Linked DNA regions of Homo sapiens: region 1 is linked to region 2. The links are chromatin loops, found by intact Hi-C in ENCODE. Cell type or tissue: adrenal gland. All regions are shown on one strand. Each heading gives the region's core, and the rest is flanking DNA. Links, peaks and the distances in the headings are about the cores only.

Region 1 (8,775 bases), core at 598-8,597, 440 kb after region 2:
GTATATTCCTTCAATGCCTAGTTTGTTGAGGATTTTTTTTTTTTTATCATGAAGGACTACTGGATTTTCTTGAGGTTTTTTTCAAGCCTCTTAAGATGATCATATGGTTTTTGTTTATCATTCTGTTCACGTAGTGAATCACATTTATTGATCTGCATATATTGAGCCATCCTAGTGTCCCAGGAATAAAGCCCACTTGATTGTGATGAATTATCTTTTTGATGTGCTGCTGGATTTGGTTAGTTAGTATTTTGTTGAGGATTTTTGGGTCTATGTTCATCAGACATGTTGGCCTGTTGTTTTGTTTTCTTGCCTCCTTGCCAGACTTTCATATCAGGATGATACTGATTTTGTAGACTGCCGTAGGGAGGAATCCTTCCTTGATTTTTTGGAATAGTTTCAGTAGGACTGATACCAACTCTTTTTTGTATGTATAGGAGAATTTGGCTGTTTATTCATCTGGTCCACTGATATTTTTGTTGGTAGATTTTTTATTCGTGATTTGGTTTTGTAACTCGTTATTGGTCAGTTTAGAGTTTCAGTTTCTTCCTGGTTTAATCTTGGAAGGTTGTATGTTTCCAGGAATTCATCCATTTACTCTAGACTTTCTAGTTTGGGCCCATAGAGATGTTTATAATAGTCTCTAGAGCCGGGCGCGGTGGCTCACGCCTGTAATCCCAGCACTTTGGGAGGCCGAGGCGGGCGGATCACGAGGTCAGGAGATCGAGACCATGGTGAAACCCCGTCTCTACTAAAAATACAAAAAATTAGCCGGGCGCAGTGGCGGGCGCCTGTAGTCCCAGCTACTCGGGAGGCTGAGGCAGGAGAATGGCGTGAACCCGGAAGGCGGAGCTTGCAGTGAGCGGAGATCGCGCCACAGCACTCCCGCCTGGGCGGCAGAACGAGACTCCGTCTCAAAAAAAAAAAAAAAAAAAAAAAATAGTCTCTAGAGATTCTTTTTTTTTTAAGTTTCTGTGGGATCAGTTGTAATGTCACCTGTCATTTCTGAGTATGCTTCTTTGGATATTTTTTTATTTGTTAATCTAGCTAGGAGCCTACCAAGCTTGTTTATTCTTTCAAATAAACAACCTTTTGTTTCCTTGATACTTTGTATGTTTTTTTGGTGTCAATTTCATTTAGTTTTGCCCTGATTTTAGTTATTTCTTTTCTTATTTTAGCTTTCGGTTTAGTTTGTTCTTGTTTTTCTAGTTTCTTTAGGTGCAATGTTAGGTTGTTAATTTGAGATCTTTCTGTCTTCTTGATATAGATTTTTGGGGCTCTAAACTTTCCTCTTAACATTGTTTTTGCTGCTTTCAGGGGTTTGATATGTTGTGTTTCTAATTTCATTTGTTTCCAAGAATTTTTTTAAATTTTTCCCTTGATTTTATTATTTTCCCAGTTATTAAGGAGGAATTTGTTTAGTTTCCATGATTTGCGTGGTTTTGACAGTATACACTTAGTTTCTATTTTTATTCCACTATGGTTTGAAAAGATGCTTAGGATGATTTTGATTTCTTTGAATTTATTGAGACTTGCTTTATTACCAAGCATGCAGTCAATCTTAGAGTATGTTCCATGCACAGGGGAGAAGAATGCATATTCTGTGGTTGATGGGTGGAGTATTCTGTAGATTTCTATTAGGTCCAATTAGTCAAGCGTCCAATTTAATTCTAGAATTTCTTTGTTAGTTTTCTCTTTCGATGATCTGTCTAATGCTGTCAGTGGGGTGTTGAAGTCCCCCACTATTATTGTGTGGCTGTCTAAGTTTTCTCCTAGTTCTGTAACTAATTGTTTTATGAATCTGGGTATTCCAAAGTTGGGTGTGCATATATTTAGGATAGTTATTTTTGTTGAATTGAACCCTTTTTCATCATGTCATGCCCTTTTTGGTCCTTTTTTGTTGTTGTTAAAGTATATGTTATCTGATATAAGAATAGTGGCCTCTGCTGTTTGTTGTTTTTTATTTGCATGACAGATTGTTCTCCAACCCTAGGCTCACTATAGGTTTTATTACATGTGAGATAGGTCTATTGAAGTCAGCATGAGGTTGGGTCTTTTTTGTTTTAAAATCCAGTTTGCTACTCTATCTTTTAAATGAAGCATTTAGGCTGTTTACTTTCAAGGTTAATATTGATATGTGAGGTTTTGTTCCTGCCATAATGTGGTTAGCTAGTTGCTTTGTAGTCTTGATTGGGTAGTTGCTTTATAGGGTCTATGGGCTTTGTATATAGGTGTGCTTTGTGGTAGCAAGTATCATCCTTTCCTTTCCATGTTTAGAGCTCCTTTGACTATTTCTTGTGGGTCCGGTCTGGTGGTGATGAATTCTCTTAGTGTTTTGTTTGTTTGTTTTGTGATTTTGCCTGGGAAAGATTTTATTTCTCCTTCATTTATGAAGCTCAGTTTGATGGGATATGAAATTCTTGCTTGGCATTTCTTTCAGGAGGCTCAAAATAGGCTCCCAGTCTCTTCTGACTTGTAAGGTTTCTGCTGAGAAGTCCACTGTTAATCTGATAGGATTTCCTTTATAGTTAATTTGGCCCTTTTCTCTAGCTGCTTTTAAGATTTTTCCTTTCACTTTCACCTTGGATAGTCTGATGACTATGTGCCTTTGGGATAATTGTCTTATGTAGTATCTTGCAGGTGTACTCTGAATTTCTTGTATCTGCATGTCAACCTTTCTTTCAAGATTGGAGAAATTTTCCTGAATTATGACCTGAAATATGTTTTCCAATTTACTTAGTTTTTGTTGTTCTCTCTCAGAAATGCCAATACACTGTAGGTTTGGCTGCTTTACATAATCCCACAGTTTCTGAAGCTTTGCTTTTGTCTGACTGGGTTAATTCAAAAAACTGGTCTTCAAGTTCTACAATTCTTTCTTCTGCTTGGTCTTGTCTGTTGTTAAGGCTTCCAACTGTGTTTGAAATCCCTGTCATGAATTTTTCAATTCCAGAATTTCTGTTTGGTTCTTTCTTAATATAGCTATGTTGTCTTTCATATCTTGGATCTTTCCTCTGGATTTTTTGTATTGGATTTCAACTTTCTCTTGGATCTCATTGAGTGTCTTTGCCAACTATATTTTGAATTCTATATCTGTTCATTTCAGACATTTCAATCTGGTTAAGGTCCATTGCTAGGGAGCTAGTGTGATCCTTGTGAAGTGACGAAACACTCAGGCTTTTTGTATTGCTGGTGTTCTTGCACTGATTCTTCCTCATCTGAGGAAGCTGATGCTTCTTTTTGTGAATATGCTATCAGTTGGATAGGACTTTTTGAGTTTTAAATTCTTTTTTTTCCCTTGAGTTTATGACTGTGGTGTATGTTGTGTATGATTGATTGGCTTTGTTTCTGGGTGCTTTCAGAGTGTCAAGGCTCTGTACAGGTTCCTTGGTTGCAGATAAGTTTGTGCAGTGGCTTTTTCAGGTACTGCTTGTTGAAGCAATGCATTTTTTTTTTTTTTTGGTTGTGTAATTCAGGATGCAGTGCAATAGATGGCCCTTAATGTAACCACCATCAGGTAGACTCTCAGCATATGCTTGCCCTCAGTGGGGGCAGAGCTGCTAAAAACCACAGAAAATACCCTCCTCCAGTGTGCCCTTGCTTGCAGTGGGTGTAGAGCCACTGGATAAGTACAAAAAGTCCCTCCTTCCAGCGCATGCTCAACAGTCCCCAGTGGGAATAAACACTGCCATGTCTGCAACAGTGCACTGGGGAGGGGCACAGGAAATAAGAGATGACCCCCTCTTCGTGTCTGTTCCTGGGCTTTGGTGCCAGCAGTTGGCACCGCATCCATGTTTCCTGTGGCCCAGGGGGGCTTTGGTGGGCTGCAGTCCCCCTCCCTTAGGGGAAGTTCACACTAAGGGTTAGATCTCCAAGGGACCCACAACTCCCAGAGGATCCGCTGGTTCCCTGGCCTTGCCAAAGTCAGAGCGGGTTGTGGCACACATCTATGGGCAGCCTGCTGGTGCTATGGCTCAAGAGTAGAAGATACGCAGGGAGGAGAGTGGCACCATGGGTACACAGCCAGTATGCTGCCCATTGTTTCAGTCTGTGTGTGACAGGAGTGTGGCATGGCTATACGAGCTGGTCACCCAGTTCTCTATTCCCGGGAAGATCTCTAATTGCCACCGATAGTGTTGCCCTTGGTTGTGGGGGCACAGGCACTCCTCAAGTAGGCTCTGCACTTAGCAGAGTGTCAGAAGGGTGAGAGAAGCAGAGAAGTGTTTCCACATACATTTTCCACTGGGCTCTGAGCTCCTCAGGGTTCTATCTCAGCAGACTTTTACTGCTTTTTTTCACTGTTTATCCCAGCATCTTTGCATGTGCTCTCTGGTGGGTCCTAGCTCTCCTCCCTCCGTTTTCCACTCAAAACTTAGCAATTCACTAATAACTTTAATCTTCCTTCTGAGGAACTAGTATACAATGTCCCTAGTCAGTCATCTTGAAGAGAAAAAAAAAAAAAGCATAATTGTTTTAAAGCCTGTTTTTGATGACTCTAATATCTGGAGCCCCTGTGGTTGCTCAGTTCCGTTTCTATTTGTCGTTTACTCATCTTGGCTTGTTTTTTTAAAAGTGTGTTGTTACTTTGGTTTGTTGCTAGTCATTGTATTAGCAAAATATTTTGCAGAAATAATTTGAGGCCTAAATGACATTATATTCTACCCTGCTAGGTCCCTCTGATCCCATCAATCCAATTTCAGGAATCAAGATCATTAAATACTATGCTGTGGTCTTCAGTACAACCGTCTACTTGCAATTTACTATAATTCCGAGGATTCTGATGTTTCTGATTCCAATGGCCTGCAAAGGACTTTCATCAGGGCTCCCAGTGTAGCCTTGAAATCCAATCCCTTTCTCACTAGTGAAATGGCCCTTTTAGTGAGGCATTAAAAGCACCATGAAGTCTTTTACGCTCTCAGCTACTACCATTGAAATGAGAAAGTGTACTAAGAGAAAAACAGCTCCAAAATACTCAGTAGTTCTTTATCCTTTTGTTAACTTCCCAGTGCCATCAAAGATATTTAAAAACATATTTTGTCCAGCTTTGATAGCAGTCTTTGGCAGGAGTGTTGGTTGAATTACGTACCCTGCTATTACCAGATATAGAAATCTCCCAATTTATATATTTTTCCTCTATCCACGGGTACAGCTAGAGACATTGTCAACTACTTCCTGAAATCAAGAGATTTATTAATGATTTTCACAAAGACAAGTAAATAATTAGCTTTCACAAAAAAGGGAAAATGATTAAATTCACTAGGCTTTATTTTAGTGATTTTATTCGTTCCATTGATCACAATGTTATAGAGTGTGTGTGTGTGCAGATATATAGTGAAATGGTGCTCTTTCACAGGTTTTTAAGTCGTTATTCATCATGCTATTCACACTTAACCAATTGAAGCTCATTTCCCCTTCAAGTAGTCGTTTTGATAACAAAAATATGCTATGTACCAAATGGCCATCAACAAGGATTCTGCATAATTCATAGGATTCCCTTTTTATGTCACCTTTGTAAACCTTAGTGTTCATATAAGCAGTATTATTAGCTTCTCCTATGAAATTAAACTATAGGAATGTTTTTTAAATGTGTATCTTGGGGAAGCATTATTGAGGAGACAGTATGTGGACACATGTGCTTCCATGAGTTCTGGCTTTTCACTGTCATGGCAAATTAATGGAGAATAGTACTTGTCAATTTACACACCACAGATTATTTTGGGGTGGCTCTGATAAAGAAGTTTAAGTGTCACATGTGATTCATGGGCTATAACAGAGGAATTCTCCACTGTGGTAGGGTCAGTTCAGACAGTGGGATAGTACACCTTGGCAATGGGTATTACGTTAAAACTGACATTGTTTAGAATTGCTGTAGTATATGACTTATAAAAGAAAGACTAACTTGTAGTTCGATTGCTTATTGTAATCTTATTTTAAGCCTTACACAGATAACACACTCTCTTAGTGTCTATATTCAGAAATTTCTCCTGCCTTGAGATAAGGAGCTCAAATCTAAGCTAAAAGCTCATGAGAGGGCAAACTAAAAGTATCTGAAGACTATGGTTGCTATTTTATGATATAATTTTAGTGTTTTAAAAACAAAGAGTAGAATGCATTAAAGCATAATTAATAAGTATTTACATATTTTCCTTTATTACTTATGTGAATACATACTCTGATCTAATAAATCAGAATAAATGACTTGATAAGTCAACAGGAATATGAGTCTTTTCTGATTCATATCACAATGGTAAATGCAAAGAACTCTGTGTTAAGTTTCAAGTGACCATTTAAAAACCCTTAATCTTTGAGCCTCAGTTTCTTCATCTGAAAAAATAATACGTAAGACTTTTTAACTACTTGCCAAAATGGTTATGAGATTAAGAGATATAGCAAGCAAAAGCATTTTGAACCTTGTAAACCTGTGTACAACCTAAGCCCATATTTTGTAATAACAATGAGCAAAGATATAATAAAACACTTTTAATGGGACATTTTTACATGTAAAATGTTACTAGCAGTTTCTGTAAAAGGATTTAGTTTTACATTATTTCCTCAATCTCAGACTATATCTGTTTCTGAGACTATTTTATTTTTATTATTGAACTAAATTTATACAAACAAAAATCCTGCTGTCTACATTCAGCCCTTTAGAAAATAACCTATTGTCAGGCAGAGGCAGGAGAATCGCTTGAGCCCAGGAGGCAGAGGTTGCGGTGAGCCGAGATCGCGCCATTGCACTCCAGCCTGGGCAACAATAAGAGCGAAACTCTGTTTAAAAAAAAAAAAAAAAAAAAGGAAAGAAGAAAGAAAGAAAATAATCTATTGTCATATATTTGTTTAGTATCCTAGCATATACTGAACCAAAAAAAAAATCCCGGTATAGAAAAAACAAGAACACTATCAGTTCCCCCTTTTATTCCTAATTTTATCTAATATACTTTGAGTTAAGTGATACAGATGCAACCATGATTAAGCCTCCAAAATTAGTCCAATTTCATTGGCATCTTTATGTGATTGAACTTTAAATTTTTGACATCTTTTGTTTAATATTTTCATTTAGAAAATAGCTTCATTTTTCATACTGTATATAAAGGTTTTGTTTACATTTATCCATGTAAATTTATTTTTATTCACTTTTTCATGATAAAATAATATTTACTAGAAATATTTGATAAAGAGTATAATAAGTTTAAATTATATAATCAAAGTAAAATTGAAGGGAAGGTAGATAAAACGCATCAAAGTGTTGTCAATTTCTAAATTTTGAAGCACGTATGATGCTGCCACTATGATATAAAAAGGCATTGTTGATTTCTAATAATACACTAGTTCATGGGGTGAAAAAATGGTGTACGAAAAACTTGGAACCAGTCATTTTGAAGAAGACATACGGAAAACATTTTTTTGTACCCAAGACTAAAAAAAAAAAAATGATCCTCATAGTAGTTTTAGGTTATCGCTTTTTTGCAACTAAAGATGTGTGTGTGTGTGTGTGTGTGTGTGTGTGTGTGTGTGTGTGTGTGTGTTTCCCCCGAATACAGTCATTGCAATAGCCAAGGCTTTTATGCTTTTATTTAGGTTCGGTATTATTTTCTTCAATCACTTCTTCACTAGATTTCTTCCAACAATATTCCCCCCCCACCCCCCACCCCCATTGTTAAACCACAGCAACAGATGGATTTTGAGCAATCAAATTTTCTGCTTAAAGTCTAGAGTGGCTTCATATTATGGAACAGAATTTTTCCAATATCTACGGTGTTTGGCAAAGTTTTTGTCCGGCACATTTAGGAAAACTTGTTCAATACTTGGAATCACAGAATTCTTTTAGATCTCTACATTCTTGGTTAACTTGTCAAATAGAGTGTTAACATGTTTTAGTATAGTAGGGAACCAAACTCTTGTTGAAATTAACTCTAAGGGGCACTCTTGATGAAATTGTTTCTATCCGATCCCATATAGAGGTCCTTCATATGAGCAGATGACATAGAAGAGTCTGGCATTTCAAGTAACCACTAATAGTTATTAATATAAAGGAGAGAGAATTCACCTCATAGTTTTAAACTTTACACTTTGGATTCAATGGGAAAAGATGGAATATACAGCCAAATGATTAAGATCAGTGTCATGGATTTCATTTTGCCACTTATATATTCTATATTTTGAATATTCAATAATTTTATAAGCATCTATTTCCCCATCTCTAAACCAAGGTTAAATTAGTTGGACTTTCAAATCACTCAATTCTTTCTTTGAAAAAAAGAGACAAAATACTGGAGAAGGCATAAAGGCCTAGACTTTCCCCCTCATTTGTGTACAGTACTCTCTCTTAGTTGGCTGTGTAAGCCAGAAATCTAAAGGACTTTTGATGACAAAAATGGCTGAAAGCCACATGGTTGTGGAGCCAAATATGCCCTTAGGAGAGATATTTGACTTCTTTCATTTAAGAGAAATGGAGTACATTGAAAAGAAATATGCTAAACAAGAATTTTGAACATTAAGCACTGGCACAAATTCAAAATATTTAAGAATTGGAGACGAAGGCCTTTCCTTTGAAATGTTCTCTATAACTGTTTCTATTTTAACAACAATACTGTGCAATATTAAATGATGTTTAACTGCTATAAAGAATTTTATTTTTGTAAAGAAAGTTGTTTTATTTCTCTCTTCTATTTCAAAACCAAACATCTTGAAAGTGCTGCATATACTTAGTGTCACCACCCCTGCACCTCCCACAGCTCAACTTCCTGCCATGGGGATTTTGTTAATACCACTTCACTG
Region 2 (8,775 bases), core at 405-8,404:
TTTCAGCTCCTTCCTTTGGTGTCATTTCTGCCCCTCTTTATTGCTTCTCACTTCACAGAGTCATTTCTGGAATTCCTCTTCCTTTTTTTTTGGCATGCGTTGTCTCACGCATACCTGTGATTCCACCGTGCCCTCTCCAGCTTTGCTTGCCTTACTTCCTTTGTGCAGTCTCTTGGGCTTTATGGGGAAGAAAAGGAAGGATTCCAAGTGCTTAAACACAGAGTAAACACTGTAAAGTTACACAGGAGGTGTTTTTGTGTGTGAGTGTTTTTGTTTTTTGTTTTGCTTTGTTTTTTTTTTTATCCTGAAAGTCCTGCTGAGCTGATGACTTACATCTTTCCTGGTGGGACAGTTCTTGATAATTCTATATCAATATTTTTCACTGTGAATAAATAGAGACAATAGATATTTCTATCTAAGACAAGATAAACTTAACCTATCAAAAATATAGTGAATAAATGGTCTTGTTATTTTAAATAAATTACTCTTGTCATTGGCAGTCAAATTATGCTTATAACTAAGAAATATGGGAATCAGTTTTACTATTACCTTTGGACACTCGTGTTGATCTAAAAGCAGCACTGTTCATTAGCAAAAGTAATAGAATGGGATCAAAGTGTCATCCCTAATTAGATCATGTTAAACCTCTTAAAAATTACCTGTCTACCTCCACAAGCACGGTGGTTTATTTCTCATAAACCTTTGCACTACATATGTATTTTCACTTATACTGTTAACCGGATAAAAACAAAAGCAGATACAAACTTCCCTGAAAATCTGGTTTAACTGGAGAACTCCGTTTCATTTTAAAATCAGGCCAGAGTCTAAATTTTGCAGATATTTAGATATATGCACTAAGCACAGAAGCCAGCCCACTTGATTTTAGTAGGTAGCAGTCTCCAGCAGGTGACTCAGGGCTGAGCACAAAGCCAGATCTCCTTTGTGGCCATAAAATGGGTGGGGGACGGGAAACATAGTCCACAAAGGGGGGAGGGGTATTCCCAGCAGTCATGTGGTGGCCTGAATGTTGAAACCATTCCTCAGGATTTTCCTGGCAGTCTCAATTTTAATTAAACTCTTTTATCCTCTTTGTATTTCTTCAATCGCTTTTCCTAATTTTTTTATTTGGAAAAGATGGTCTCCATTGTCATAGAGCAGTATTACATCTGGAATTAGCAGTGAGTACTCTAACATCATACAAATCGTATCCTGAAAGGAGCTGGTAGGCACCTGGAACAGTTCTCTAAAGATACCAGGTCTGCTTGTACTGGAAGCTCTCCACAGGGAGAGAGTGGTTTTTCCTAATGTGAGTGATTTCTGGGAAAGGAGATCTCTGAAGCCTCGTTAGGTTTCTGACAATCCTAACTGTTGGCAGCTTTGCCTTCCTGGGTCTGGGATCAGGTTGTCTCTCGCGGACTTTGAGGAGTAGAGGAAACTCTCATTTATATGTCCAGTATTTGGAGCTCCACTCTATGATCTAGAATTTTCTGACTGCCTGTTTGGAAAGAGTCATTCAAATGTTTACAGCAGGTGCCGTGCTAGAGTTAGACTTTGGACACAGAAACAGGAAAGGTTCTAGTTGAGAAAGTGTGAACTTCTTAGAACTAATATGGAAATACTAATGTAGCCATAAATAGTGTTCAACCATCTCGTTTCTGATGCCTTTCGAATGTTCAAATGGGTGAACTATTTGTGAATTATTCTCTTCACCTCAGAGTACTTTCAGCGACTGAAAAGGCAGCCACAGCTTGTCATTTTCAGAGACGGCCTCATTCTAATATACCTTCATACTTAAAATGACTTGACTTTTTAAACTCTAAACGCTTTAAGCTTCTGGGAAATATCTTTCAGCTGTCAGCCTCTGCTCTACCAGGGTCCTGGTTCCAGATGTGGGTAGGCAGCTGCTGCAGCTCATGAACAGCTCTGACTTAATTCTCTATTTATTCACACTTTTCTTCCTGATTCTTGTAACATTCTTTTCTTCCTTGCTTAGCAGACACACGTGGCTTGAAGTTGTCACTCTCCATCGTAAAGGAGCTAGAGAAAAAGCTGCACTGTTGCCTGGGGTTCCATAGCAGATGCCAGGGACCCAGAGTGTACTGTGTGAATAGAGGGCGATGCCCCCTGACTATAGTGCCTTTTAGATCACAAGAACAGCCTCCAAGCAAATGTTGTTTTGATAGAAATATAAACAGTGACATTTTTTCTAAAGCTGCTTTTTAAGTCTCTCTTCCTGACTTTGCCTATTGAGGTTTTGATTTATCAAGGGACAACATGTCCTGTTTTTCTGCTCAAAATGGAAAGTGATGTCAAAATGAAATAGACTTTTAAAAAGAGTTTGGTGGTTTAGATTTTCTTTTTCTACTCTGGAGTCAGATACATACGTGTGTATATATTTGCCTAGTAAAATCATTTTCATGTGATGCTTGTGAAATGTCAGCATACGGAAAATGATTTCTTAAACAAGCGGCATTTGGCAGGCTGTATTTAGTTTTCTAGTCAATCATTTCATAACTATAGGCCTCATGTAATTGCCCATCCTTTGGAATTCTTAAAGAAATAGAAGAAACTTCCTTGATTGACTAGAGAGTTCTGTGGTTAAATTAATTGGCTGGTGCCTTGAACCTTTAGGGTACCCTGGACTTAATTCAGGTTAAGATCCTTAGATCATGCCTCAGTGTCACTCTCAGAGATGGGACTCTGTAAAAAAGCGACATGATCCTATACGACATTTATTACATTCTTGATTGTAACAGGAAGAAAATCTATATAGGGTTTGGCGATAAGTTAAAATAAGCAAGCTCAAAGGTCAATGGCCTATGTAAACTTACATCTTGGAGATGGGTAACACTGATGTGGTTTCTCTTTGCATAGTTGAACCCTTCCTCTTCCTCTCTCCCTCATTCACCCCTATCCTGCTGTCAGAATTGATCTTGAGTTTTGGTCTCTTTCCCAAGAAGTAGTTCAGTTTATGGTTCTTGCTACCACTCAGCTTTTAACAGCAGTAATACAACCATAATGCCCATAGTTAATACGTATTGATCCCTTACTAAAAGCCAGGCCCTGCCTGGGTTTACTTAATCTCAGGTATGTATGTTGTCAGCATCTTCATTTTATGAGTGAAGAATCAGAGGCACAGGGTCCTAAAGCTACCTTGCCCCCTCCCTTTTTAGTGGTGGAGGCAGGTTTACACACAAGACCACCTGGCCCCAGGTGCTTCCCTACTTCACCCAGGTAACTTCAGGCCCTAGTCTTTGAACCATACAGATTTCACTTAAGATCCTGGCCCTCTTCTTGAATTTATGTCAGACACATGTGAGGCTTCATTCATCATATATTTCTAAGCAGGCTTTTGTGTGTCTGTTTGAATTCTTTTCCAAGAATTAGGGGAAGTGGGAGTTGGGTCGTGATGTGACAGTCAAAGGACTTAGCCGGAAAGGGTAGAGTTAATGCATGACAGACAAGGGGACTCTCATCTGAAAATTTGTGTGTCTTTGTTTCTTCTCAGGTTCTCCTTACTATGACAATGTCCGCCCCCTCTCTTACCCTGATTCGGATGCTGTGCTGATTTGCTTTGACATCAGTAGACCAGAGACCCTGGACAGTGTCCTCAAAAAGGCAAGTGCTGGGAAATGATGACACACTTCAGTACTGGGTGATGTATAAATAGAAACGTGGGGTTTGTTGGGAAGCTCAAAGACTCTAATCAATTCCCTGCCTTACAATTTGTAATTAAACACTAGAAAGAACCCTTTCACACCAAAATGGGGTTTCCACTTTTTGATGATGAACTTGCTTGAAATTTTATTTCATGAAGCTCTGAAACAAAATACCTTTTAAGGGCCTTCATGTTTGTCCTTTGGGAGAAAAATGGTACAGCTAACAACAGTTATATTTGATTACTATCATATTCATGTGTTCCTTCCTTCTTTCAGTGACTCAACAGATTGCATCTTAGTTTACAGATTTACATTTGACCTCAAGTCAGATAGTGAAAGGAATGCAATAATGGCTATTTTAACAAAGAAGCTGTGTTTTAGTTATGGTGTTATTAGAAACAGAAATGGAACTAGTGTAGGAGGAATAGGGATGTGTCCAATGTGAATTGTCTGATGATCAGGTATCTGTCTAGTAATTATGACCAGGTATCTTTCTAGTAATATGGAAGCAGTGCTTGTAAACATGTTATATATTATAATGTACACATAGTTTATGGAGGCAAAGGTAAGTCAGGTTCCGTAGGAACCTAACTAAGGAAGCTATGGTTGGAAGGAACCAGGGGGAGATCAAGAGGAAGAGGACCTATTACAGGATGGGTCACAGGAACTAGGGAGGCCAGTGGGAGGAAGGGGCGTTTCTTGACCTTCAGCAGTTGAGACTCAGCCTCCAGGTAGTTGTAGAAGGCACATGCCGTGTTAGTCCATGGATCAGCATTTATTAGCCACTAGCTATTTTCTCAGCCCTGGCCTGTGTGCTGTGGGGTTTCAGAATCAGATCCTTGTTGGAGCACTCCCTCTCCTCCACACACTGGCTTCAACACCGGATGTGGCTGAGAGCAAGGCAGTGTCAACTGAGGGGTGACCCATGCAGCCCAGTCTGAGTATGGTATGGATTGAGAAAGACAAACATGCAGGTGTGGCTAGGTTGGTTTTGTTTTTTTCATTTTAATTTTTAGTGGAATTTATTTGTATTTTGTGTGTTTTTATTAGTTTACATTCCCCTATTATATTTGATTGCTTGGCTTGTGTGTCATTGTGAAATCAGGATTTGAAGTATAATAATCCTTCTGTCTCTACTAAATATTACAAACAGAGTTCAATAAAACTCTTAGTAGATCTCTTTCTTAATAGATCAAAGACTCTTTTTTCCTTTTTAGCTCCTTTCAATTTTGAGTAATACATATCTAACACAAATAATGCTAATGCTTGTCAAATCCAGGCAGGAATACACCTTTCCTGTCTTTAATGCTTGTAAACAATTGCTAGACATGCAGAGGGAGGCCAAAGTCATTACACAGCTGAAGAGCAACATAACAACATGTCTAGTTCTGTCTGGAGATAAAAGGGGTTGCTTATTTACTAGAGATTTTACTTGATGTAGTATCAGGCTATGCATAATTTATGATGAAAAGCCTTTCTCCTGTTTTATTTTGCTTTTGTCTTCTAAGACCAAATGAATAGTGACTTTGGGCTTATAGATATTAATGAGTATGTTTTACATTCCTGTGAGGTTTAAGGCTCATGATAACCCCTGCGGTTTGTCTTGATTAATGGAACCCTTTAAGTCCTTCACTATCAAAGAGGAGGTTAGAATGACTTGAAGTAGGGAGGATTTCTTTTTTTTTTTTTTCCAGTTCACCTTCCACTTCTAATGCCAGTGCCACCTAGCATGTGGTAGGTGTTCCTACATAATTCTGAAAGGAGTGAGGGAGAGAGGGAGAGAGGAAGGGAGGGAGGAAAGAAGGAAAGAAGGAAGGAAGGAAGGGAGGGAGGGAGGGAGGAAGGGAGGAATAAGTGGACAAAATGGGCTCTTATGGAAAGTATATTACTCCTTTGAATCCTCTGGTGTAGTTTGCACTAGAGTTCGTTACCCAAAGTACACCCCTAGATTTGGAGATGTCTCCTCTAGTGATCTTTTAAGTTATTCTTGCAGGATGTCCCTCTTATCTAGTGTTATACTTAATACATGACTTCATCACCCCCAGTATTCTGTGAATTTCCTTCCAGAAGACACAGCTATGTCTTAGTCATCATTGTCACTGCCACAGTACTTAGTAGAACACTTACATATTTGTGAATGTGGGTGGGAAGAGTCAGGCGCCACTTCCCCATCTCAGCCTCTCTAGGCCCTGCCCTCAAAGGCCAAAGATCTCCTGTGACCGCCCTGAACTCTTGACTCCCATGCTGTTGCAGAGCTCAAGCTTGAGGAAATGAAGCCACAAAAAGCTGCTTGCTTGTTCTTAAAGAGGACAGTTGGAATTCCAAGCCAGGCATTGCTGAAGGTTCTAATAATTCTTGTTAGATCATGAAACAACTAGACAAATTGGAATAGATTGAAATAGTTTTAAACTAACTTGAAGGCATATGAGCTACAGGACCAGCTGCCTTCCCGATGACCCAAGAGATGTTCCTTTGCAAATGTCATGGTCTGTGTTGATGCAACCATGTGAACAGAAACTCCTTCAAGGCAGGATGTTCTGTTTTATTAACTATCTCAGGTACTTAAAATAGAGCCTCAGCTCGTGGTGGCATGCTTCAGTGTTTCATGATGGGATCAGGGAATGCATACTTGTGCTAGTGTTGCCTCTGCCTTATCCCCAGCCTTCTAGTGAAGGAGGATCAGATCCACACATCGAAGGATGTGGTCACTTGTTAGGATATATAATTATTCTTAAGACACATTTATCTTTAAGAGACACACCAATAATTAAGACATTATTGAAGCTACCTTTGGACAACATCTACCAAGTCTCTTTCAGTAGCAACAGATGAGTCACAGAGAGGGAGAATCAATCATAATATACATAATTATTCTCTAATGCTTAAAAAGTAGTAAAACTTCACATCTGTTCAGGAGATAAATGCAAAGTTTGCTTCTTCATCTCAAGGGACACTCCATTTTTAACATCTTTTCTGAGTTTCATTCTAATGTCAGCCAGTGGAGAAATGGTTTTCATGATATGGATACCGTTACTTTGTTCATTTTTAATCTTTTTTTTTTTTCTTTCATAGTGGAAAGGTGAAATCCAGGAATTTTGTCCAAATACCAAAATGCTCTTGGTCGGCTGCAAGTCTGATCTGCGGACAGATGTTAGTACATTAGTAGAGCTCTCCAATCACAGGCAGACGCCAGTGTCCTATGACCAGGTATGTATGTTGCCCATGTGCAAAACTGGATTTTAGAAAGAGTGAAAGAAATGGACTATCACTCATAATAAATAAAATAAAAAGTAGCTGCTTTTCTAAAGGCTCACCCAGTGGTCAGTTGTGAAATTTAAAATGCTGTCATTTATTAGTGTAATTACATGATATTCGGGTACATAAACAGTTGATATGCTAACCTTGTATATTTCTGCACCTCCCAGTAGGTTTAAAGTTAAATAGGTTTAAGAGAGAATGTGGTCAAAATCAGTAATACTCTTTAAGAGGGGTAATCTGATTTTACAGTCGGCAGTACAATAATAAGGCTGTTGCCAGTAAAGTGGAACACTCCATAACACCATCTTTCAGAGAGTCTTCATTTCTGTAAGCATTTCCCCCAAGTATTTAGAAATGAGAATCAGTTTCAAAAGCTCATTCTCATAAAACCTACAACCAGATTCTAAAGAGAGTTCATGTTGAAATACCAAAATTTTATTAAGAATCATCATTTTAAATACCGCAGTCTTCTTAGTCTTCCATTTCTCATTAGCAAAAAATTTGGTATTTTAAATAAGTAGTTTTGGTTAATGTGCACATGCTTATTGTTGTGTACGTTGGTGGTATGGTTCACACTTAGAAATTACATATGTTGTGTTTCATAAAGTAACAGATGTTACAATAGTATTATTCCTTTCCTCAACGCATTTCGGCCCTAAGTAAGACACAATCACATACATTTCAAAATCGATTTTAAATTTCATTCATTGCCCCTGTTTTTGGTACAACCTAGTCACTAGTCTTGAATGCCATTTACCCTCAAGAAAAGAGAAATGAAGTGCACCATGAGGCGCTGGAACAGGTTCTCAAGGCCACATCGCCACGGCCAGAGCTGTGTGGAAAATGCAGAGTTTATGTTCATGACCTTCAGCTAACTTACTTCACTAGTAAGCTTCTCTGCGCCATTCCATGCTTGCTGTGACCCTGGAAAACCTGAATAACCAGTTAACTCTTGCTTGCAGTTGATAGTGAAGATGAATCACTTCGTTAGCTCCACTCTACACTTCTTTGAATCACCTCATGTTAAGTGTTTGATAACCAGGGTCTTCCTTTGTTAAGATCAGCCTTTAGCATTTATTCAGAGCTCTAACACCTCTAATGAGCCATGAGAGTTGGGCATCTTAGGGATGGGCTCTGGACTGCAAATAGTTATGAAGTAATAAATAAGGCAGTTTACATTTTAACAACTTTTTTTTTTTGCAATGACACTTGGAAAATTCAGTTAACATATCAGCAAACGTTTTGCAATGTGTTATTATTTTGTGGTATTAGAAGATGCTAGCTAACTTTCCCCCAAAGTCTTATTGCTGGTTAAAATCCCTTCTTTTGCTTCTCAGGGGGCAAATATGGCCAAACAGATTGGAGCAGCTACTTATATCGAATGCTCAGCTTTACAGTCGGAAAATAGCGTCAGAGACATTTTTCACGTTGCCACCTTGGCATGTGTAAATAAGACAAATAAAAACGTTAAGCGGAACAAATCACAGAGAGCCACAAAGCGGATTTCACACATGCCTAGCAGACCAGAACTCTCGGCAGTTGCTACGGACTTACGAAAGGACAAAGCGAAGAGCTGCACTGTGATGTGAATCTTTCATTATCTTTAATGAAGACAAAGGAATCTAGTGTAAAAAACAACAGCAAACAAAAAGGTGAAGTCTAAATGAAGTGCACAGCCAAAGTCATGTATACCAGAGGCTTAGGAGGCGTTTGAGAGGATACTCATCTTTTTGGAATCCTGACCTTAGGTTCGGCATGTAGACCAAGTGATGAGAAGTGAATACATGGAAGAGTTTTTAAGTGTGACTTGAAAAATATGCCAAAAAATGAGAGATACAAATGAGCTAGAGGAAGATGA

Evidence for each region. A loop is a pair of places that touch in the nucleus more often than their neighbours do. Peaks named below come from ENCODE experiments on the same cell type or tissue, not always from the same donor. Only the 100,000 strongest peaks of a DNase experiment are listed, where the experiment ranks them.
Region 1: a loop joins it to region 2, with 2.7 times the contacts of the local background. A loop is called at or near these places in 7 of 110 quality-filtered maps.

Annotation. Positions count from the first base shown.
Region 1 is chr2:150,030,627-150,039,401 of GRCh38, reverse strand. No RefSeq gene overlaps it. Among named protein-coding and RNA genes, the nearest start is that of LINC01818, 130 kb to the left of the region's middle. RefSeq lists an enhancer at 3,439-3,939. In adrenal gland, for the core only: no CTCF peak of the experiment used is centred there; no DNase peak of the experiment used is centred there.
Region 2 is chr2:150,469,718-150,478,492 of GRCh38, reverse strand. It overlaps RND3 (Rho family GTPase 3), which reads left to right. Exons shown (of 6, transcript NM_005168.5): 4 at 3,509-3,618; 5 at 6,732-6,866; 6 at 8,255-8,775. The coding sequence ends at 8,506. Among named protein-coding and RNA genes, the nearest start is that of RND3, 14 kb to the left of the region's middle. RefSeq lists a silencer at 1-278. In adrenal gland, for the core only: no CTCF peak of the experiment used is centred there; no DNase peak of the experiment used is centred there; H3K4me3 peaks cover 735 bases; H3K27ac peaks cover 6,305 bases.